2 separate regions of the Homo sapiens genome follow, and region 2 is linked to region 1. Evidence: read pairs that join two places in POLR2A ChIA-PET (ENCODE). Cell type or tissue: GM12878. All regions are shown on one strand. Each heading gives the region's core, and the rest is flanking DNA. Links, peaks and the distances in the headings are about the cores only. Region 1 overlaps ANKRD16 (ankyrin repeat domain 16). Region 2 overlaps IL15RA (interleukin 15 receptor subunit alpha).

Region 1 (6,912 bases), core at 1,701-4,200:
CTCGGCTCACTGCAACCTCCGCCTCCGGAGTTAAAGCGATTCTCCTGCCTCAGCCTCCCAAGTAGCTGGGATTACAGGCGCATGCCACCACGCCGGGCTAATTGTTGTATTTTTAGAAGAAACTGGGTTTCACCATGTTGGCCAGGCAGGTCTTGAACTCCTGACCTCAGGTGATCCACCCACCTCAGCCTCCCAAAGTGTTGGGATTACAGGCATGAGCCACCGCGCCCAGCCCACGATTAATGTTCTTATAATCACTGCCATCTCTGGGTGTTTAGTAGTTTCAGCAGTGGCATCCAGTAACCACGGTTTCTATTACAAAGGTGCGTGGAATCTAGGAAAACCGGGGACAACAGTGTAACATGCTGTGTCATCATCATCAGCTGGTTTGTAAGGGCAGAAGCAAAGCCAAGTGGAAGCTGATCGTGCACGCAGCTGCTGCAAACACAAAGCTGCTCATGTGTGTGCTGAGGGGAAAGAGGGCAGTCCCAGACTGATCTTTCAGTCCCACCTGTACACGTGAAATAGCCGCACAACAGGACCATCTTCAGACCTAGAGGGCATTGACGCAGGCATCTCTGGAGGAACAGAAAAGTGGTAACTACATCTCAAATCAGTGCAGATGGAGAGTGTGTAATTTAGAGGTCACAAGACAGGAGTGTTTCTACCAGAACACTGATTTGGTGGTTAGAAACAGGAATCCGCTGATGCCATCTGGGAATAATTAAGACGAACGGGAAATTCTTGCTCTGTGCCAAACCGAGCCCAACGCTGAGAGTAAGGTGGGTGTGTAATAAGCACTTACTGGATCACACTGAATAAGAGGATTCAATGTTGCTTGTGACTGATGCATACAATGATTAAAAAGCCTGATCTAGACTAATAATTATTCTTTGCAATTCAGAGAGAAGGATCAAAAAAGGAAAAGAAAGAAAAGGAAAAAAAAGTAGAAAAAGAATCTAAATGCCTGAGGACTCATCCTATCTTTACTCCGTTTAAGAGGCTATAATATTTTTTAAAGCTAAATGTCAAGTGTTTCATTCCTTAAGTCACAGGCTTCCGTGGGTGGATGGGACAGGCCAGAAAAATGGGTTTTAAAGACAAAACCCCATTCTTAAACTCAGGTTAACAGAAGTTTTGTAAATATCTTAGTTACATTTTCTTTTTTTCTTTTTTTTTTTGAGACGGAGTCATGCTCTGTCGCCCAGGCTGGAGTGCAGTGGCGCTATCTCAGCTCACTGCAACCTCTGCCTCCTGGGTTCAGGCAATTCTCGGGCCTCAGCCTCACTGGTAGCTGGGACTACAGGCATGCACCAGCACAGCTGGCTAATTTTTGTATTTTTAGTAGAGATGAGGTTTTATCATGTTGGCCAGGCTGGTCTTGAACTCCCGGCCTCAAGTGATCTGTCTGCCTCAGCCTCCCAAAGTGCTGGGATTACAGGCACGGGCCACCATGCCCGGTCCTTAGTTACATTTTTTACATGTATTTATTACTTGAAGGGGGTCAATACTGAATTTATCTATTAAAACAAACAAAAACCCTCAAGATTAAAACTTGATAGCTTAACTAGCAGTGCTTAGAATATATAAAAGTTTTTATTAATTTCTTGTAAATGCCTGTGTAAACAGATTATAAGTATGTCCTTCTTGGCTACGAAACCAAAAGTGAACCATTGTAATGGCCAAGTAAAAGCTTATGAAGGAAGAAATTAAATGGGCCAACTGCATTTTATAGCTCAAGCTAATAGCAACGTATGTGATATTTTTGTTATTATTATCACAGCCTTACCATGCAGCAGTTACTATAAGATATTTCATATGTTTGTGAAAGTGTGTATGCTATATTATATTCATGCATGGTACATGCTTCTCTAAGGATCCCACAGCCTGATCGCGCAAACGTTATCTATTCTACTTTAAGAGTACAAAGAGTGAAATATGGACTACGGGAAGATTATGACTGTGCTTGGGACTCCATAATGTGCCTGTCATGGAGCTGGGAACTCAGCCCCCTGATCACTGGGAACTCCTCAGCAGGAGTGGAACATGCAGGATGAGGGAAGGGAGGAAGTGGAGGAGATGGAAAACTGGCTTCCAACTGGTTTCGCTGAATCTGTGACTGACTTAAGAAGCAGGATATGAATTACCATGCACTTTATTGCCTCCTCTTGGAAACATCCTTATGTCATTGCGCTATGGCCAGAGCCCTGAAGGACATCTGCTCTCCTTGGGAGCTGCTGAGCCAGGGTGCCCGTGATGTCTTCAGAATCCTTCAGTCCCGACTGCAGGAGAAACTTGGCACAGGCCAAGTGCTGACCTGCACAGGCCAGATGCAGGGCTGAGGGGTGACAAAAATCACATGGACTTAAAACACAATCCCTGGAGCAATACTGACCTCATGAGTTGATAGTGCCCAATAAAAATATCAATTCTTTCAATATCTTCCGTAATCCATCTTCACAACTTCACCTATACTAGATCAAAATATTTTTGTTTCTAACCTGATTGGGTTGAAAATAGTTTTAAAGATAACAAAACCAGTTAGAGAGGATTTAAGAAATTTATCTAGGCTGGGCGTGGTGGCTCATGCCTGTAATCCCAGCACTCTGGGAGGCTGAGGTAGGCAGATCATGAGGTCAAGAGTGTGAGACTAGCCTGACCAACATGGTGAAACCCCATCTCTAATAAAAATTAAAAAATTAGCCGGGCGTGGTGGTGCATGCCTGTAATCCCAGCTACTCGGGAGGCTGAGGCAGGAAAATCGCTTGAACCCAGGAGGTGGCGGTTGCAGTGAGCACTGCACGCCAGCCTGGGTGACAGAGCAAGACTCTGCCTCAAAAAAAAAAAAAAAAGAAAAAGAAACTTATCTAAAGCAAGAAGCAACAGAGCAAGTTAACAAGATATAGGATACATCCTCTTCATACGCCTGAATGCTCTGGAAACACACTTTAAATGGTACAAAAAACTTTCTAAAAGGCTTATTGAATTTGCTTTGTAAGTAAAAATATCACCACAAATAATCACGTAGCCAAAAAAACACTTTTGAACAAGCTTCCCACTCTGGGTGCAGAAATCAGCACTGAGGTTCCTGGTGTGCTGAGTTCAGGGGCACTGGTGATTCTGCTGCTTTCCCTCCAGCAGAGAAGCTGTGTCCCTTCCTGGGCAGAGCAGCTGCCCTTTCCAGCCCTAGAGTGAGTAGTTAGGTACCTGCGAGTCTTTGAAGCATCAGAAAGATCCCACTAGGCCAGGCGCGGTGGCTCATGCCTGTAATCCCTGCACTTTGGGAGGGCGAGGTGGGCAGATCACTTGAGGTCAGGAGTTTGAGACCAGTCTGGCCAACATGGTGAAACCCTGTCTCTACTAAAAATACAAAAATTAGCTGGGCATGGTGGTGGGCACCCGTAGTCCCAGCTACTTGGGAGGCAGAAGAATCGCTTGAACCCAGGAGGTGGAGGTTGCAGTGAGCCAAGATCGTGCCACTGCCCTCCAGACTGGGTGACAGAGCGAGACTTTGTCTCCAAAAAAAAAAAAAAATTCCACTAAACCCTTGCAAGATGGCCTTTGGCTCACAGAATGTTAGAGGGTTTATTTTAAAGTCCAAGTCTAAAGAATTTGCTCTCAGCAGATGTTTCTGAATATTCTAAATAAAAAAAATCATAATGAATATAGTTTCTAAATATACTCCAAAATGGATGACCTGTGAAGAATTGATACGATACCTGGCTAGCAGGTGTCATCATGGATTAGAAAGAAACTGCTTTTATGATGCATATATTGTTATGGTTTAAAATAACAACAAAGATTAACAACAGCAGTTGTAATGAGTGGCAGTCATCATCACTGTTATAATAACAATTATATGAAGGCTTTGCAGAGAAAAAGATATTTTAAGGAAAAGTAGCTGAGCTATTAGAAGAATAACATTAAGGCTGGTCACAGTGGCTCATGCCTGTAATCCCAGCACTTTGGGAGGCCAAGGCAGGTAGATTGTTTGAGGTCAGGAGTTCAAGACCAGCCTGGCCAACATAGGGAAACCCCATCTGTACTAAAAATACAAAAATTAGCCAGGCATGGTGGTGCATGCCTGTAATTCCAGCTACTTGGGAGGCTGAGACATGAGAATCACTTGAGCCAGGAGGTGGATGTTGCAGAGAGCTGAGATGGCGTGCCACTGCACTCCAGCCTGGGCAACAGAGGGAAACTCTTGTCTCAACACCACCACCACTAAAAAAAAAAAAAAAAAAAAAAAAAAAAAGGAAGAATATTAAAATCATTGTTTTAAATATAAAAGTGTATTGGTTATACTCAGTTTACTAATTTCCAAGGCATATATAAAATTAAACGGTACCTGATCGATTTTTTTCATCTTTAGAATTGATGTCAGCTCCCAAGGATAAGAGAGTCTGAATTGTACTTGTATGTCCTTCCTGAATTGAAACAAATTTGTTATCACTGTGATGAGGATAAAAGAAAACCTTTTGCAAACCAAAAAGTATCTGAGACAGGTCTCAATCAATTTAGAAGTTTATTTTGCCAAGGTTAAGGACATACCTGAGAGACAGGTCTGTGTCTCTCTCCAAAGATGATTTTGAGGGCTTCAATATTTAAAGGGGAAAAGAGGGCTGGAGTGAAGAGGAGGAGGGTATGGTCACATTACTGAATCCACATTGCAGGATAAAAGGAGCAGGGGGGGGATTAGGCAATGATACATTAAATATCTCTTTCCACTCAGTAAATTGGCACTTTACATAAGATAAGGTGAATATAAAGTAGCTACCTGTGGAAATATTTAACCCTTTATCTGTAGCTATCTGCTTAGGAACAAAAGGAAAGGCAGCTTTCTGCATGACTCAGCTTTCAGCTTAATTTTTTTTCTTTTGGCAGAGTGAGTTGGGGGTCTTACGTTTTTATTTTCCTTTCACACTTTAAACACAGACTCTAACATATATTAGGCACCTTTTCTAAAACAGTCGACTGCTAAAAGTGAATTTTCATCTTTTTTTCCCTAATTTATTCTTTTTTTTTTTTTTGTAGAGACAAGGTCTCACTATGTTGTCCAGACTGATCACAAACTTCTGGGCTCAAGGGATCCTCCTGTCTCAGCCTCCCAAAGTGTTGGGATTACAGGTGTGAGCCACTGCGCCCAGCCAAATTTTCATATCTAAAGTAAGATATTGTATCATTCTCAATTCTAATATAAATCATTAAATAAATATTTTGGTGACATTTAATTATTAGAATATAGATGATCAACTCTGTGAGCCAAATTACTGACCCAATGCAGTTAGTTTCCATCATTGTGAGCAGTACAAATCTTGTGATTTATACAGAACCCAAAACTCTAAAATTTCCCAAGCAAATATACTCTTTGTTGAAATCTTTAGGGGAGAGATAAACTAGAAAAGATCATAACCGCTCATAAATGGGAATTCCTATTACAGCTAGTAGGAATTATTATAATAAATATTTTATAAAATAAAAATATTATTTATATATATATATATATATATATATATATATATATATATATATTTGAGATGTAGTCTCACTCTGTTGCTTGGCTGGGGTGCAGTGGCATGATCTTGGCTCACTGCAACCTCCACCTCCCGGGTTCAAGCGATCCTTCTGCCTCAGCCTCCTGAGTAGCTGGGACTAGTGGCATGTGTCACCACCCCCAGCTAATTTTTTTGTATTTTTTAGTAGAGACAGGGTTTCACCATGTTGGCCAGGATGGTCTTGATTTTTTTTTTTTTTTTTTGACACAGTCTCACTCTGTCGTCCAGGCTGGAGTGCGGTGGTGCGATCTCGGCTCACTGCAAGCTCCTCCTCCCAGGTTCACACCATTCTCCTGCCTCAGTCTCCCTAGTAGCTGGGACTACAGGCACCTGCCACCATGCCCGGCTAATTTTTTGTATTTTTAGTAGAGACGGGGTTTCACCGTGTTAGCCAGGATGGTCTCGATCTCCTGACCTCACGATCCACCTGCCTCAGCCTCCCAAAGTGCTGGGATTACAGGCTTGAGCCACTGCGCCTGGCCGGTCTCGATCTCTTGACCCCGTGATCCGCCCGCCTTGGCCTCCCAAAGTGCTGGGATTACAGGAGTGAGCCACTGCGCCTGGCCTATAAAATAATTTATACACTCTTTGTCTAGCCAGTTAGTCTGCTACTATGTGATGAGACTACAGTTAAGGTTCCAGGTTCACTCTTCCTATGGGAGCACCCTGCGGCCACAGAGCACATCATGTGTATCTACCCAGCTGCTCGAAAGCAGGACATCAGGCAGGAAAATGTAATTGATCAGAAAAACAAGTAGGCCGGGCATGGTGGCTCACGCCTGTAATCCCAGCACTTTGGGAGGCCGAGGTGGGTGGATCACAAGGTCAAAAGTTCGAGACCAACCTGGCCAACGTGGTGAAACCCCGTCTCTACCAAGAATACAAAAATTAGCCAGGCATGGTGGCAGGCACCTGTAATCCAGCCTGGGCAAAAAAGCAAGACTTTATCTCAAAACAAAAACAAAAACAAACAAACAAACCAAAAAAAAAAAACAAAAAATAAGTAAAAGCATAAAGCCAATAGATAATGTTAAGGATAATATGCAAAACGCTCCTAGCATTTAAAACAGCTACTTTTCCAGTGAAAATGTTTGCTTATCTTCAATATACCCCAGAGAGCCTAGTAAATGCAATTCTCTTGCCCTGGCTGAAGAGTTCTTAACTTCTGAAATCCAGTATAAGAACAGAGAGCCAGGAATTTCATACAATGGGTATTTATAGCTTCAAATAACGTTATTCCTGAAAACAAAAACCTGTGTGTGAGGGGGAGGCACTTTATGGAGTAAAAGGCTTTTTTTTAAAGTTTTGTCTAGCAACAAATTCAAGTCAGGTTTCTATTTAAAGAGATAAAGCGCTT
Region 2 (2,500 bases), core at 1-2,500, 92 kb after region 1:
TGGCCTACTGAATTTAACAAACAGTGTATCAATGTCTACCAACAAAAGCCTGCTAAAATTTTGATTGGAATTCATTAAATTTAAAGATCAGTTTGGGGAAGAATTGATATCTTAATAATATTGAGTCTTCTTAAAAACCCATCAACACGGTATCTCTCTTGATTTATTTAAGAATTCTGCAATTTCTCCAGAAATGTTTTATAATTTTCAGCGTGCCAGCCTTGTACATCTTTTGTCAGACATATCCCTAAGTATTTCATATTTTTTATGTCACTGCAAATGGTATGATATTTATTTCGATTTCTTATTGTTTGTTGCTAGTATTTTGCATATTGATTTTTTGGTGTCTTGACTCTGTATTCTGCACCCTTGTAAACTCACTTATTCTAATAGCAGCTTTGTAGATTCCATATGATTTCCTATGGAGATGATCACATCATAGATTCTCTGAGTATGTTTTATGATTCCATTTTATCTCCTTTGTTGGTTATTAACTATAACTCGTTGTACTAGTTTAGTGGTTGTTTTAGGGTGTCCACTATATATCTTTACCTTATCACAGTTTTCCTTCCGGTGATGTTATACCACCACATACATATCCTGTAAAGATCTGAAACAGCAGACTTCCAGTCTCTCCCCCAAGCCCTTGTGCTATTGTTCTATGTTTTGCTTTGACATATGTTATACCCCATGACACATTGTTATTATTTTGCTTTAAACAGTTGATTATTGTTTATCAGCTCAGGATTTTAAAAGGCATTTGCACTATATTATTTATCATTTCTGGGTGTTTTTGTAGCAGGAGGGTTTTTTGGTATCTACTCTGTCATTTTGCTGAGAAAGGAAGTCTATCAGTGGTTCTTCCATTCTGAACGGTCCTCAAACCAAGATAAATCTGTGAATAGTTAATGTTTGAATGTACAAGGATATCAATGTACTACAGCCAATCCAACCAGGCAAATGGTGGCCAGTTACTTACTTTATAAAGTTGGACTGTCTCATAACTATATTGGTGATATTACTAACACTGTTTCATTTTATTATTTTATTTTTAAAATGATTTTATTTTATTTCATTATTATTTTATTTTATTTTATTTTATTTTATTTTATTTTATTTTGAGACAGGGTCTAGCTCTGTCACCCAGGCTAGAGCACAATGGCATGATTATGCCCCGCTGCAGCCTCAAACTCCTGGCCTTAAGCAATCCTCCTGCCTCAGCCTCCCGAGTAGCTGGGACTAGAGGCACATGCCACCATACCTGGCTAATTTTTTTTTTCCTAGAGATGGGGTCTCACCATGTTGCCCAGCCTGGTCTCAAACTCCTGAACTCAAGCCGTCCTCCAGAGATAATACATTTAATTGAAGCAATAACTTCATTTCCACATGCCTTAATCACATCTTTAGATACTTGAATTATACTTTCTATATATTCTCTCATAACATTGTTCCCTAGTTATTCAATGTAAACAAGTCTCACCTTGTTTACAATATTATAAGCTCCTTGCAGATGGTATGTATATTTCACAGTTCTGTGGTACTCTCACTTTCCTACGGCTGGTATACGATAGATATTTTCTGAATACATATAATGGAATTATGAAGTAATGGAAATTGGAGTAAACTTATGGCTCTAGGACTTTCAAAACTCTGAAGTAGCCAAAAAACATATACAACAAGTCCTAACGATCATTTAAATGAAGTCACCAAAATAGTGTATGAGGCCACACCTCTTTCTGTTTCCCAGAACCTGTGAATCACACTTCCTTATCTATCAGGTTGGTTTACAGAGTCTAATAAGAGCTGGCAGCCTCGGCCTGGTTCCATATCCAGAGTTCAGAGGTTGTCGGGTTAGCGTGGCTCCCAATCCTGTGAGCAGAGTCAGAATGGACTCCAACATTCCCCTCGCTTACAGCACCTTTCAAATGCCTGCACGAGCTAAGGGTGGTAGGATTCAGAGATGTGTCAGATATGGTTCCTGCCCTCAGGATGCTCACTGTGGAGCTGGTGTACGGAAAAGGCAAAGGCCTCTGGCCTCACAGTCACCCATCACCTTCCTTCCTTATTTTCCCCGCTGAAATGTCAGCCAAGTCAACACACTTCCTTTTGGAGTTCCCAAAAAGTACAGACTGTCTCCAGCTCACTGCCTGAAACTTGGCAATTCTTTTCTTTCTCTCTCAGACTCATTAACTGAGCTTCCTGACCCACCTCTTGTGTGCCAGGTGAATTTCTCCATAACTCGAATCCTTAAATAATGATTATTGGAGTCTTGCAAGAGTTGAGGGCTACAGGTTGAAGAGCAAATGAAAGGAAAGTAATGAAATACATTCTATAGTTTTAGGACTCGAGAAGACATCTGGCCTCTTCTGTCTCCTGCATTGACACCGCCTGTGTTCAGGATTTCATCACCACCCACCAGAACGATTTCAAAAACCTCAATGCAGCTCCTATTCTCTGGAGTCTCCTGACTACAGTTCATTCTTCACACTCTGAACAAGAG

What was found. Peaks named below come from ENCODE experiments on the same cell type or tissue, not always from the same donor. Only the 100,000 strongest peaks of a DNase experiment are listed, where the experiment ranks them.
Region 2: POLR2A ChIA-PET joins it to region 1 with 8 read pairs; 8 of 35 experiments call an interaction of 5 or more read pairs at or near these places.

Annotation. Positions count from the first base shown.
Region 1 is chr10:5,875,950-5,882,861 of GRCh38, forward strand. ANKRD16 (ankyrin repeat domain 16) reads right to left here. Exons shown (of 8, transcript NM_019046.3): 6 at 4,349-4,427; 7 at 2,148-2,338. The coding sequence ends at 2,181. Among named protein-coding and RNA genes, the nearest start is that of ANKRD16, 10 kb to the right of the region's middle. In GM12878, for the core only: no CTCF peak of the experiment used is centred there; no DNase peak of the experiment used is centred there.
Region 2 is chr10:5,969,659-5,972,158 of GRCh38, forward strand. All of the region lies in intron 1 of IL15RA (interleukin 15 receptor subunit alpha), which reads right to left. It overlaps LOC107984200 (a long non-coding RNA gene), which reads left to right. Exons shown (of 3, transcript XR_001747348.2): 3 at 2,336-2,500. Among named protein-coding and RNA genes, the nearest start is that of IL15RA, 6.6 kb to the right of the region's middle. In GM12878, for the core only: no CTCF peak of the experiment used is centred there; no DNase peak of the experiment used is centred there; H3K4me3 peaks cover 1,218 bases; H3K27ac peaks cover 826 bases.